Regions from separate parts of the Homo sapiens genome. Here all the other regions are linked to region 2. Evidence: chromatin contacts called from ENCODE Hi-C or POLR2A ChIA-PET data. All regions are on one chromosome and are shown on one strand. Each heading gives the region's core, a stretch centred on a gene start or an enhancer-like site at or near the end of the contact. The rest is flanking DNA. Distances are from core to core; before and after follow the strand shown. Region 1 overlaps LOC105369912 (a long non-coding RNA gene). Region 2 overlaps LOC105369911 (a long non-coding RNA gene). Region 3 has its middle 190 kb from the start of PLXNC1.

Region 1 (3,270 bases), core at 410-2,909, 55 kb before region 2:
TATAACAATAGATTTCAGAGCACAGCTACTTCCCTGTGGTTGGAAGTCTGTGAGACACATTCTCACGGCTACTATATTCATGCCATAAACATTTTTAGCACCACTCCTACCTCCTATCACTAACACTCTATTTTTACCTTGCTGTAGCTATTTCTTCCTCAAAGAGGGTTGTATTAAAGTTCCAAATGTGATTTCTCAGTTACAGGGTGATATCAGGATACCCCACTGTGGGAAGGTTGGCCGGCCGTCTCCCAAATGGCCTGACAGTGTATCATTTATTACCTTACAAATTTACAATCATCAGTAGTTGGATAATTAGACTGGTGAGCTCAGACCTGACTTTGTCAACACATCATGCCATGCGTCTCTCAGGGCAGGCTCATGCTAATTACATTCAAAAGGCTGATATAAAACATCAGAATGCCAAGTTATTCACTTCTCGTAAGAAACCATCTTTAGAAGGACAAGAATATCCGAAGTTTCTAGGATCAATACATTCTTTCCCTGTAGGAGCTAAACAGTAATCAGGAGATTACTTGTTGAGTGTGACATCAGATCAAAGAGAATTGGATAAGCCAAAGGTATGCAGTAGCAAAGTAAGCTACTCAGTACATCTTTCATGTCACACAGAGATAGTCTTACAGACAGAATGTGAAGGCACAAACACAAGAGCTATTATACCCCTCTAGATACATTTACCCACTAGGAGTGGCATTGCACCCCCAAAATCCATTGGCTAAGGCTTCTTTTCCATTGGGAAGTGTTTGAATGAGCACCACCAATATTTGTCTCTGTGTCTGTCTTTTTTCTCTGTTTCCACAGTTGCCCATCCCAACCACTGCCTCCCCTTGCACCACCATCCTCCCACTCCCAGCTAGTCCAAGGGCTTTGGAAGTCATCCTGTCTTTTTCCGTTGATCTTTCACATTTAGTCCAATACTACAGTTATTACAGTTAAGCACTTAAAAAGTCAGTCCTGTTTCCCCCATTTCCAAATTTTGGAGGCCCTTAAACACGAACAATAGTCAAATACTATCAACAAAGTTCAGTTTTCTTTTCAGGGCCTTGAGCTGAAAAAAGGAGCCTCACGATATATTCCTGGGTTCACTTGGTTTTCATCCCTGGTAAAACATACCCTTCAACTGTGTTTCCTTTCACCACAAATGGAGTCTGAATGGTTGCTTTTGCCAGGGCCATGGTGAGAAGAGCAGAAGAGCCATCTGCAAACCCTAGCCCTCTCCAATTGGCTGCCTGTTGGAAGGGGAAGTGTAGTTGACCACCTCTAGCTATACACAAAGCCAAGTAATTCTGCAGGCAAACTTCTGTCTCCATGGAGCCTGCCCAGCCACCCTCGCAAGTAGAGAAATTCCTTCTTTCAGTTTGGAAAATGGTCCCAGCTATGATGCCAAACTCTCCTGAGTCATATGTAAATGTAGAAACACATACTCTGTGGTCTTCCTCTGGTCAGACTGTCCTCCTTGGCCTTAGCTTACATTGCTCTGGTAATGTCCTTAATACACTTCACCAGACTACTAGGCAACCAATTGGTTAATACCGTGCAACGAATTCTCCCATTCCACTTTGTGAGAAGGCAGCAAATGAGCCTTGCCGCCATGTCCCAGCATGGTATTTACATGCTTATTACAAGTCCACATGGCCAGTTGGAGGGGCATTTCCCAGCCCCTTGTCTTTGCCTTCTCAGACTAAGAACCAGAGAAGCCGCAAGACTCATTTGTTTTTGGTCAAATGTGGGTAGGGCACGGATTAAATCCTGAGAGTCAGGAAACCCAATTTTCAGGCTGATTTTGTCCTGGACAAACTCAGTAGCTCTCAACAAAACACTTAATCCTTCTGGAATGCAGTTGCCTCCTCCTTTTAAAATAGTAATGTACCATTTGGCCTCACTCACCTCTAGGAACGCTTAAGAGGTAAAAATGTGATAATGGATGTGAAAGTGCCACAAGAGATGTAGAAGATATATAAGGAGCTCTGCCAACCAAAGGACTGCATTTGATACAGTACTTTTTCAAACAAAACAAAAACGTCTCTGCAAGCTGGGGGAATACTTGTGTTTAACCCAAGAAGGAGCCTTCAGCAGATCTCAGCAAATCAAAATAGAATATTCCCATTGAAGAACTCCCTGGGTTTCCTCTGGCCTCACATAACACAGCAATATGCCGGGGCTCTGCGACTTCATTTATTTGGCTCACCCATGCCTCTAGCATCTCCTAAGATGCTTAGAACTTAACTGAGAATACTTTAAGTCACAATCAAAAAGGGTAAGGAGAGGTATATTAGTTAAAACTTTTTTTTTTTTCAGAGACAGGGTCTCACCATGTTTCCCAGGCTGGTTTCGAACTCCTGAACTCAAGTGATCCACCCACCAATGCCTCCCAAAGTGCTGGGATTACAGGTGTGAACCACAGCACCCAGCCAGTTAGAACTTTTTTTGATTTCTATGCATGGAAACCCATCTTTAAATAATTTAGTCAGGCAATGGGAATTTATTGGAGGTGGATTCTCATAACTGCGGGAAGATGTGAAGTGCAGCTGGACTATGAGGACAACTGAATTGGGAACTTACATTCTCTGCCAGTAGAATTTCTCCCCATCTCTCATCTGCCACTCCATGCTTCATTCTCTTAAAATGATCTCTTTAACAGGTAGGTCACATGGTCACATTTAGATTCCAGGCCTCAGAGCCCACATCTTCACCTCCAAAATGAAACCAGCTCTCTTTTCTTAGTTCCAGTTTGAAAAGTTCTGGGGAACAATCGTGGTTAATTTGGTTTGTCTCAGATGGCCACTCCAGGACCAATGAACCATGCCCAAAGGAGCAAATTACTGCAACTGGTCAAATTAAGCCAGGTTCCACCCCTGATCCAATGGCTGGAAGTAGATTAGGAGCTAGGGTCAATAGTCCAGACATGGCCACAAGGGACAACTCTGTGATTTACAGTCCTTCTGTAACTATAATAGGTTCATTGCCTGATGCACAGTGAGTCAGCATACTGAGACACTGGGGGTTGCAGCAGAGAAAGAGTTTAATAATCATAGGACAGCTAAAGGAGAAGATGAGAAAAAACCTCAAATCCATCTCCGCAAGAGGTTTGGGGATACTGTTTCTAAGGAGTCTGTACAGGTGATGGACTAACGTGTAGGGATTGTTGATCTGTTGAGAAGTGAAGGGTGAAGTCACGGGACAGGCAGCGTATTGAAGAAACCGCATTCCTATGCTGAATTGGTTCCTTGGTGAGGGTCTTTACATTTG
Region 2 (3,265 bases), core at 60-2,559:
ATCTAGAATTTCTATTACTATAGAAGATAGGGGAATGGTAGTTTTCAGCACAGTGGGACAAGCCGCTGTGTACAGTGGGAAAAGGACTAAACTTAGAGATAAGTATACCAGGGTTTCTGCACCTCCAAAATGTAATGAGAAGAGTATAATTATTAATTATAGTTATAATAATTATATTACCCCAAGGCTCATTTTTTCAACTCCAAATAATGATAATTATGGTAATTAGCATCTACTGAGCATCCATTGTGCTCTAGGGGCTGTATCATTGAAGGAAATAGGTTTAATTAACCATTTACATGGTTAGGCTTTGTGTCCCCACCTAAATCTCATTTTGAATTGTAATCCCTATAATACCCATAATCCCAATGTGCCAAAGGAGAGACCAGGTGGAGGTAATTGAATCATAAGGGCGATTCTCCCCATGCTGTTCTTGTGAGAATGAGTGAGTTCTCACGAGATCTGATGGTTTTATAAGGAACTCTCCCCCCTTCACTTGGCACTTCTCCTTCTTGCCGCCTGTGAAGAAGGTGCCTTGCTTCCCCTTCCCCTTCTGCCATGATTGTAAGTTTCCTGAGGCCTCCCCAGCTATGCTGACCTGTGAGTCAATTAAACCTCTTTCCTTCATAAATTACCGAGTTTAAGGCAGTTCTTTATAGCAGAGTGAAAACAGACTAATACAAGCATATACTTTACATGTGTGATTTAACTCAATCTTCCTAATAGTCCTGTAAGGTCATTAGTATTGTCCCGCTCATTCTAGAGATAAGAAAACTGAGCCTCAGATGTTCAGGTTTCACAGTGAGTGTATGAGAGGCAAAGCCAGTCCTGTACTCGCTGATTCCAAAGCCCATTCATGGAACCCCTCTGCTGCACCCTGGATCATTGCAGTGTCTGCATTAGAGAGTTGTCATGAGCATGGAAAGCAATGTAACTAATGGAGCAAACAGTAGGTCCTCTCCACTTTCCCCGAGAAAGGCAGTGTGGCTCTGGGGCTTTCGGCTTCCTTGCCTGAGTTGAGTAGAGAAGCTGGCGCGGGAAGGGGATTATCCAGAAACAGTTCATGGTTGCTAGAGGCAGGCTGGAGCTGAGAAAAGGCAGAATCCAGGTTTGGGAGAGAAGAGGAAAAAGCAATAAATGGAAAAATTGCAGCCCTGTAGGCAATGGAATCTATTACTCACAGATTAAAATGTCACAAGGAGTACACGTCAGTTCCAGACCTTGGAAAATGTTTTTTCCATCATAATTATGCCTCACCACCAACACAGAGGACTATTTCCCCTTCGGCAGAGGAGGTTGCCCCACTTGGTGTCTTTTTAACCTTCTGCAGACCTCAAAAGTTGCCTCTTACATTTATTCATAGTATTAACAATGGCCAACACCAATGAGCACTTACATGTGCCAGCTACTTAGAGTCTGTTCATCTTTCAATAACGCTGTGAGATGGGTACTTTTCATTTCACCCCCTTTTACAGATGAGGAAACTGAGGCACACAGATGTCAGGTAACATGTCCAACTTCACATGGCTGGTAAGAGGAGAATTGGTCATTAAACCTAGCTCATCTGAGCATGATCTTAATCTCTCCTCAAAACTTCCTCCCATTGCCCAATTCTGTTCATGGGAAAGTGGGAAACAATATAAGGTCTTCCAGAAAGAACCTGGCAGCTCTTCCCTCTTTTCTTTCTCATTGAGGCACAGCATGAACTGAAAATATGAGGTATGGAGGGTGGACCAAGGAATGTCAAATCCAACTCCAGCTGGGGTTAGTAAACTAAATGATGATTCACATCCAATGGGATACTCATTAGCTAACCTTTAAAAATGATGTTGAAGAATACCATGAAGTAGGCAAGCTCATAAACGGTAGGCATAGTATGTTGTCCAGTTAAAAAAAAAAGGTTTCTACACACACACACACACACACACACACACACACACACACACACATTCCTAAAAGATTACACAACAAATCATCATGAATCCTTCTAACTGAGTAGCAAGATTATGAGCAAACTTATTCATCTGATATCTTAGGCCTCCCTCCTCCATTTCCACCCAGGTCCCCACAGGAGTCAGCAAAGAGGCAATTCAATTTCGAGAAACATCTCAGGCTTGTGCCCAAGACCATGGCCTTCCTCCCAGCTAAACAAGGCACTGACTTCTTTTTTTTCTTACTTTTCTTTTTTATTTTTTTTATTTTGAAAAACAAAATCACATTTATGGAAAAATTGGAGGACAGTACAAAGAATTATTTTTTCCTAAACCATTTGATGGTAAGTTGCAATTTGATGTCCCATTGCCCCTAAATACTTTAGGGTGGAATTCCTCCAAACAAGGATGTGGTCCTGCATGACCCCACATTAACCAGCAAAATCAGGAAATCAACATTGACATAGCCCTGCTGTCTATTCCTCAGATCCCATTTGAGTTATGCCAATTGTCCCAATAATGTTCTTTACAACAAAATAATCCAGTCCAGAACCAAGTTACGGTTGGTTCTTTTTTTTTTTTTTTTAATTTTTATTTTTTAGAGACAGGGTCTGACTATGTTGCCCAAGCTGGTCTGAAACTCCTAGGCTGAAGTGATTCTCCTGTCTTGGTTTCCCAAAGTACTGAGACTACAGGCTGGCTGTGTTTTTTACTTCCTTTGTCTGGAATACCTTCTCAGTCTTTCTTTGTCTTTCTTGATACTTTTTTTTTTTTTTTTTTTGAGACAGGGTCTCACTCTGTCTCCCAGGCTGGAGTGCAGTGGCATGATCTTGGCTCTCTGCAATCTCTGCCTCCCAGGCTCAAGCGATTCTCCCGCCACAGCCTCTCGATAGCTGGGACCACAGATGCACATTACTATGCCTGGCTAATTTTTTGTATTGTTTTGGTGGAGACGGCGTTTCACCATGTTGCCCAGGCTTGTCTTGAACTCCTGAGCTCAGGCAATCCACCAGCCTCAGCCTCACAAAGTGCTGGGATTATAGGCATGAGCCACCGTGCCTGGCCTGATCCTGACACTTTTGAATATTTCAAGGTCAGCTGTGTTGCTGAATGCCTCTCAGTTTGGGTGTGTCTGTGTTTCCCTACAAGTAGATTCAGGCTATGTGTCTTTGGCAGGAATGTCACCAACGGGATGTCGGGGTCTTCTTGCTGCATCCTGTCAGGTGACACATGAGCTCAGCTTGTCCCATCATGATAGTGTTCACTTTGATCTCTTGCTTAAGGAAGCGTCTGTCAGGCTTTCCACTGGTTCTTGTACTTTTTGTAATGAATAA
Region 3 (3,523 bases), core at 330-2,829, 37 kb before region 2:
AATGTGGTGAGGAGGCTTGACCTATAAAATTTGTGAAAATTTATGATTTTAAGTTTAAGTTGAGCTTGCAATATCACATAGTCTACTATGGCATAGTTTCCATGGTCTATATCATAAATCACATGTACTGCAAATTGCACAGTGTACAATGCTACCATCGTGGAGTCAGTTAAATTTTCTAAATTCATCTAGCCAGATTGTAATGAAGAAGTGAGGTGATGGGACCGATATTACACAGCTGTTAAAAGGTGTCAGAGCTGGAATTAAAACCCAGGTTGGTGTAATCTGGATTTTCACAGAGAAAATAAAAGCACTAGGAAAAGAACTTTCATACTCACCCACTATCAAATCCACTAACTTATTTGCATCTGTTCCTTAAGTTCTGTCTTCCCTCCTACTACTATATTTGATCTTTCCAGGCTCTACCTAAGAACAATACCTCAATCCCTGAACCCCATGTTCTCTCACCTACACAAGGACTTCATACGTGCAATGCTCCCCCTTTTCTGTCTACATTGTCATAGAATTTTTCTTCTCTATTGGATCATTCCCATCAATATCCAGATATGCTGTAGCTATCTTTGAAAAATTTTCCCTGACTTCCAAAATTCCTCTTGCTATTGTTCCATCTTTCTAATTGTCTTGGGTCAAAACTTTGTAAAGTATTTTTCTATTTTTTTTTTGTCTTCACTCTCTCCTCCCATTGTTTCCTGAACCCACTCCACTGACAATGTTGTTGTCAAAGTCAGCAGTAACCTGCCTGTTGCCAGTTTAATGGCCCAATCTCGTTTCTCCATAAGTCAGTAGTAGCATTTGGTACTGCTGATCACTTGTTCCTCCTCGAAACACTTCTTCTCCTGGCTTCTAGGATGTCCCTCAGTCTTCCTGCTGACAAGCTCCCTTTCAGCGGCCTTTGCTAGACTTCTTTCATCTTCTTGATCTCTAAATATTGAAGTATCTGAGGGCTCAGTCCTTACACCACTTCTCATCTTTGTATTCATTCTCTAGGTGGTCTCATTCAGTCTAGTGGATATAAATTTTATCAAATGATAAAAACTCCTACTTTTTAGTTTCGGCCTTGACCTCATCCCTAGACCCCAGACTTATATATTGAACTGCCTACTCAACATTTCCATCTGCATGTCTAAGAGGCATCTCAAACTTAACATGGCCAAACAGAAACCTTGATCTCTATCTTCATAAATGGCAAATGCATTATTTTAGTTGCTGTATTATTCAGTGTTCTCCAGATAAACGAACTGAGAGAGAGAGAGAGAGGTTATGAGACATTGGATCATGTGATTATGGAGGCTGAGAAGTCTCAAGATCTGTTGTTGGCAAGCTGGAGACCAGGAGACCAGGAGAGTTAATGTGTAGTCCAGTCTGAGTCTAAGAACCAAGAGAGCCAGTGATGTAAGTTCCAGCCAGTGTTGTAAGTTCCAGTCTGAACGCCAGCAGGCTTGAGACCCAAGGGGAGCTGATGTTTCGGTCCGAGTCTGAAGGCTAGATCCAATCAGTGTCCTAGCTCAGTCTGGCAGAAGGACTTTCCTCTTCCTGGAGGAAGGATTAGACTTTTTGTTCTATTCAGGCCGTCAACAGATCGGATGAGGGCCACCCACCATCGGAAAGGCAATCTGCTTTACTCATTCTGCTGATTCAAATGTTAGTCTCATCCAGAAACACTCTCACAGACACACCCAGAGTAATGTTTGACCAAATGTCTGGGTTCACTGTGACCCAGTCAAGTTGACACATAAAATTAACCTTTACAATTTCCCAAAGAAAAACGTTGGAGTTGTCCTTGACTTCTGTCTCATGTCCCACATTGAATCCATCAGCAAACCCCGATGACTCTGCCTTCTAAATATGATCAGAGTTTGACCATGTTTCAACACCCCACCACTACTATTTTAGTCAAAAGTCAACAGTATCTCTTGTCCAGAAGATTGCAATAACTGCCCCTACTATTGCCTTGAGCCCCCTTAGTAATTTATTTATTCTCAGTAAAACAGTCAGAGTGATATCATGAAAATGTCAGCTGCCATCATTCCTTATGGAAAACCCTCTATGACTTCTCAGATCATTTAGAATGAAAATGTTCTCCCAGCCTCTCACTCACCCCATCTCTTCCCACCGTCCCTATTACTCATGCCACTTTAGCAACATTGGCCTTTTTGCTGTGCCACACACATGCCCAGCACATTCATCTCAGAGTCTTTGCACATGCTTTTCCCTCTGTTTCAAAGCTTTCTCCCTAGATACCCTCATGCCTCACTCTTTTACCTTTTGCAGGTCTCTGCTCAGCTCAAAGGATATCTTACACAAAATAGCACACTCTATTGCCCACCACCGTCACTGTTTCTTCCCTTCCTCTGCACTATTTTTTTACAGAACTTACTATGACTGGTACGTAGAAATAGTACTTGGCATATATTAGAAAGTACACATCAATATTTATTAAATGGGCCGGGCATGGTAGCTCACACCTGTAATCCCAGCACTTTGGGAGACCAAGGCAGGCAGATCACCTGAGGTCAGGAGTTCGAGACCAGCCTGACCAACATAGTGAAACCCCGTCTCTACTATAAATACAAAAATTCGCTGGGCATGGTGGCGCACACCTGTAATCCCAGCTACTGGGGAGACTGAGGCAGGAGAATCGCTTGAACCCAGGAGGCAGATGTTGCAGTGGGCCGAGATCATGCCATTGCACTGCAGCCTGGACAACAAGAGCAAAACTCCATCTCAAAAAAAAAAAAAAAAAAGGTATTAAATGACCCCAATTTAGGATTTTTCTATTTAGGGCTTTTCAACTTTATGATGATGTGGATGTGATACGCATTCAGTAGACACCATATTCTGCAATCCCAGCACTATCAAGAAAAGCACTGTTTTGATTACTATCAACATGCATAGGTTTTATCTGTTCTAGGATTTTATATAAATGGAGGCATACGGTATGTGCAATTTGGTGTCTTGCATCCTGTATTCATCACAGTGTTTTAAGACTCATCAATTTTGTTGCATGTATCGGTAATTTATCTTTTTTTGTTGCTGAGTACTATTTCATTGTATGAATAAACCATAGTTTGTATGTTAATTCTCTTGTTGGTGGACATTAGGATAGTCTCCAGATTAGAGGCATGATGTATAAGGTTGCTATGAACGTTCAAACAGACTTATTCATAATAACGCTGAGTTTTTCATAAAAATCCTTTATCATACTGATTAATTATTTTTTCCATTCTTAGTTTTCTGAGAATTTCTATAATAGATGGGTACTAAATTTTACCAAATACTTTCTCTGAATTTATTAAGTTCATCACATTTTCTTATTTCATTAATGTGGTAAATTATACTGATTAGTTTTTTATTGTTTAACCAATCCTGCATTCCTGGTATAAACCCACTTAGTCAAAATGTATTATTTTCTCTAATGCTAGATTTTGTTTGCTAGTATTTCGTTAAGGATTTTTGTTCCTACTATGTTCCTGAACAATATTAGTCTATAATTTTATTCTTG

Evidence for each region. Hi-C counts contacts between places; a loop is a spot of excess contacts on that map. ChIA-PET counts read pairs that join two places held with the same protein, here RNA polymerase II (POLR2A). Pooled maps may share reads with other maps.
Region 1: a loop to region 2 is called in a map of ascending aorta, with 2.1 times the contacts of the local background. The contact joins two enhancer-like sites. A Hi-C loop is called at or near these places in 7 of 168 maps with a recorded cell type or tissue (Right ventricle myocardium inferior, aorta, ascending aorta and 1 more) and 3 of 50 pooled maps. POLR2A ChIA-PET finds 5 or more read pairs at or near these places in 3 of 52 experiments (HEK293, OCI-LY7 and SK-N-SH).
Region 3: a loop to region 2 is called in a map of cardiac septum, with 2.3 times the contacts of the local background. The contact joins two enhancer-like sites. A Hi-C loop is called at or near these places in 7 of 168 maps with a recorded cell type or tissue (ascending aorta, cardiac septum, heart left ventricle and 1 more) and 5 of 50 pooled maps. POLR2A ChIA-PET finds 5 or more read pairs at or near these places in 1 of 52 experiments (HEK293).

What each region holds. Positions count from the first base shown.
Region 1 is chr12:93,971,185-93,974,454 of GRCh38, reverse strand. All of the region lies in intron 2 of LOC105369912 (a long non-coding RNA gene), which reads left to right. Among named protein-coding and RNA genes, the nearest start is that of PLXNC1, 180 kb to the left of the region's middle. Within about 2 kb of position 1,659, at least 2 of the 41 ENCODE cell types and tissues checked have a DNase peak (open chromatin) inside an H3K27ac peak, as active enhancers do; they include ascending aorta, where a contact is called at or near this core.
Region 2 is chr12:93,916,336-93,919,600 of GRCh38, reverse strand. All of the region lies in intron 1 of LOC105369911 (a long non-coding RNA gene), which reads left to right. Among named protein-coding and RNA genes, the nearest start is that of CRADD-AS1, 180 kb to the right of the region's middle. Within about 2 kb of position 1,309, at least 5 of the 41 ENCODE cell types and tissues checked have a DNase peak (open chromatin) inside an H3K27ac peak, as active enhancers do; they include ascending aorta, where a contact is called at or near this core.
Region 3 is chr12:93,952,972-93,956,494 of GRCh38, reverse strand. No RefSeq gene overlaps it. Among named protein-coding and RNA genes, the nearest start is that of PLXNC1, 190 kb to the left of the region's middle. Within about 2 kb of position 1,579, at least 6 of the 41 ENCODE cell types and tissues checked have a DNase peak (open chromatin) inside an H3K27ac peak, as active enhancers do; they include ascending aorta, where a contact is called at or near this core.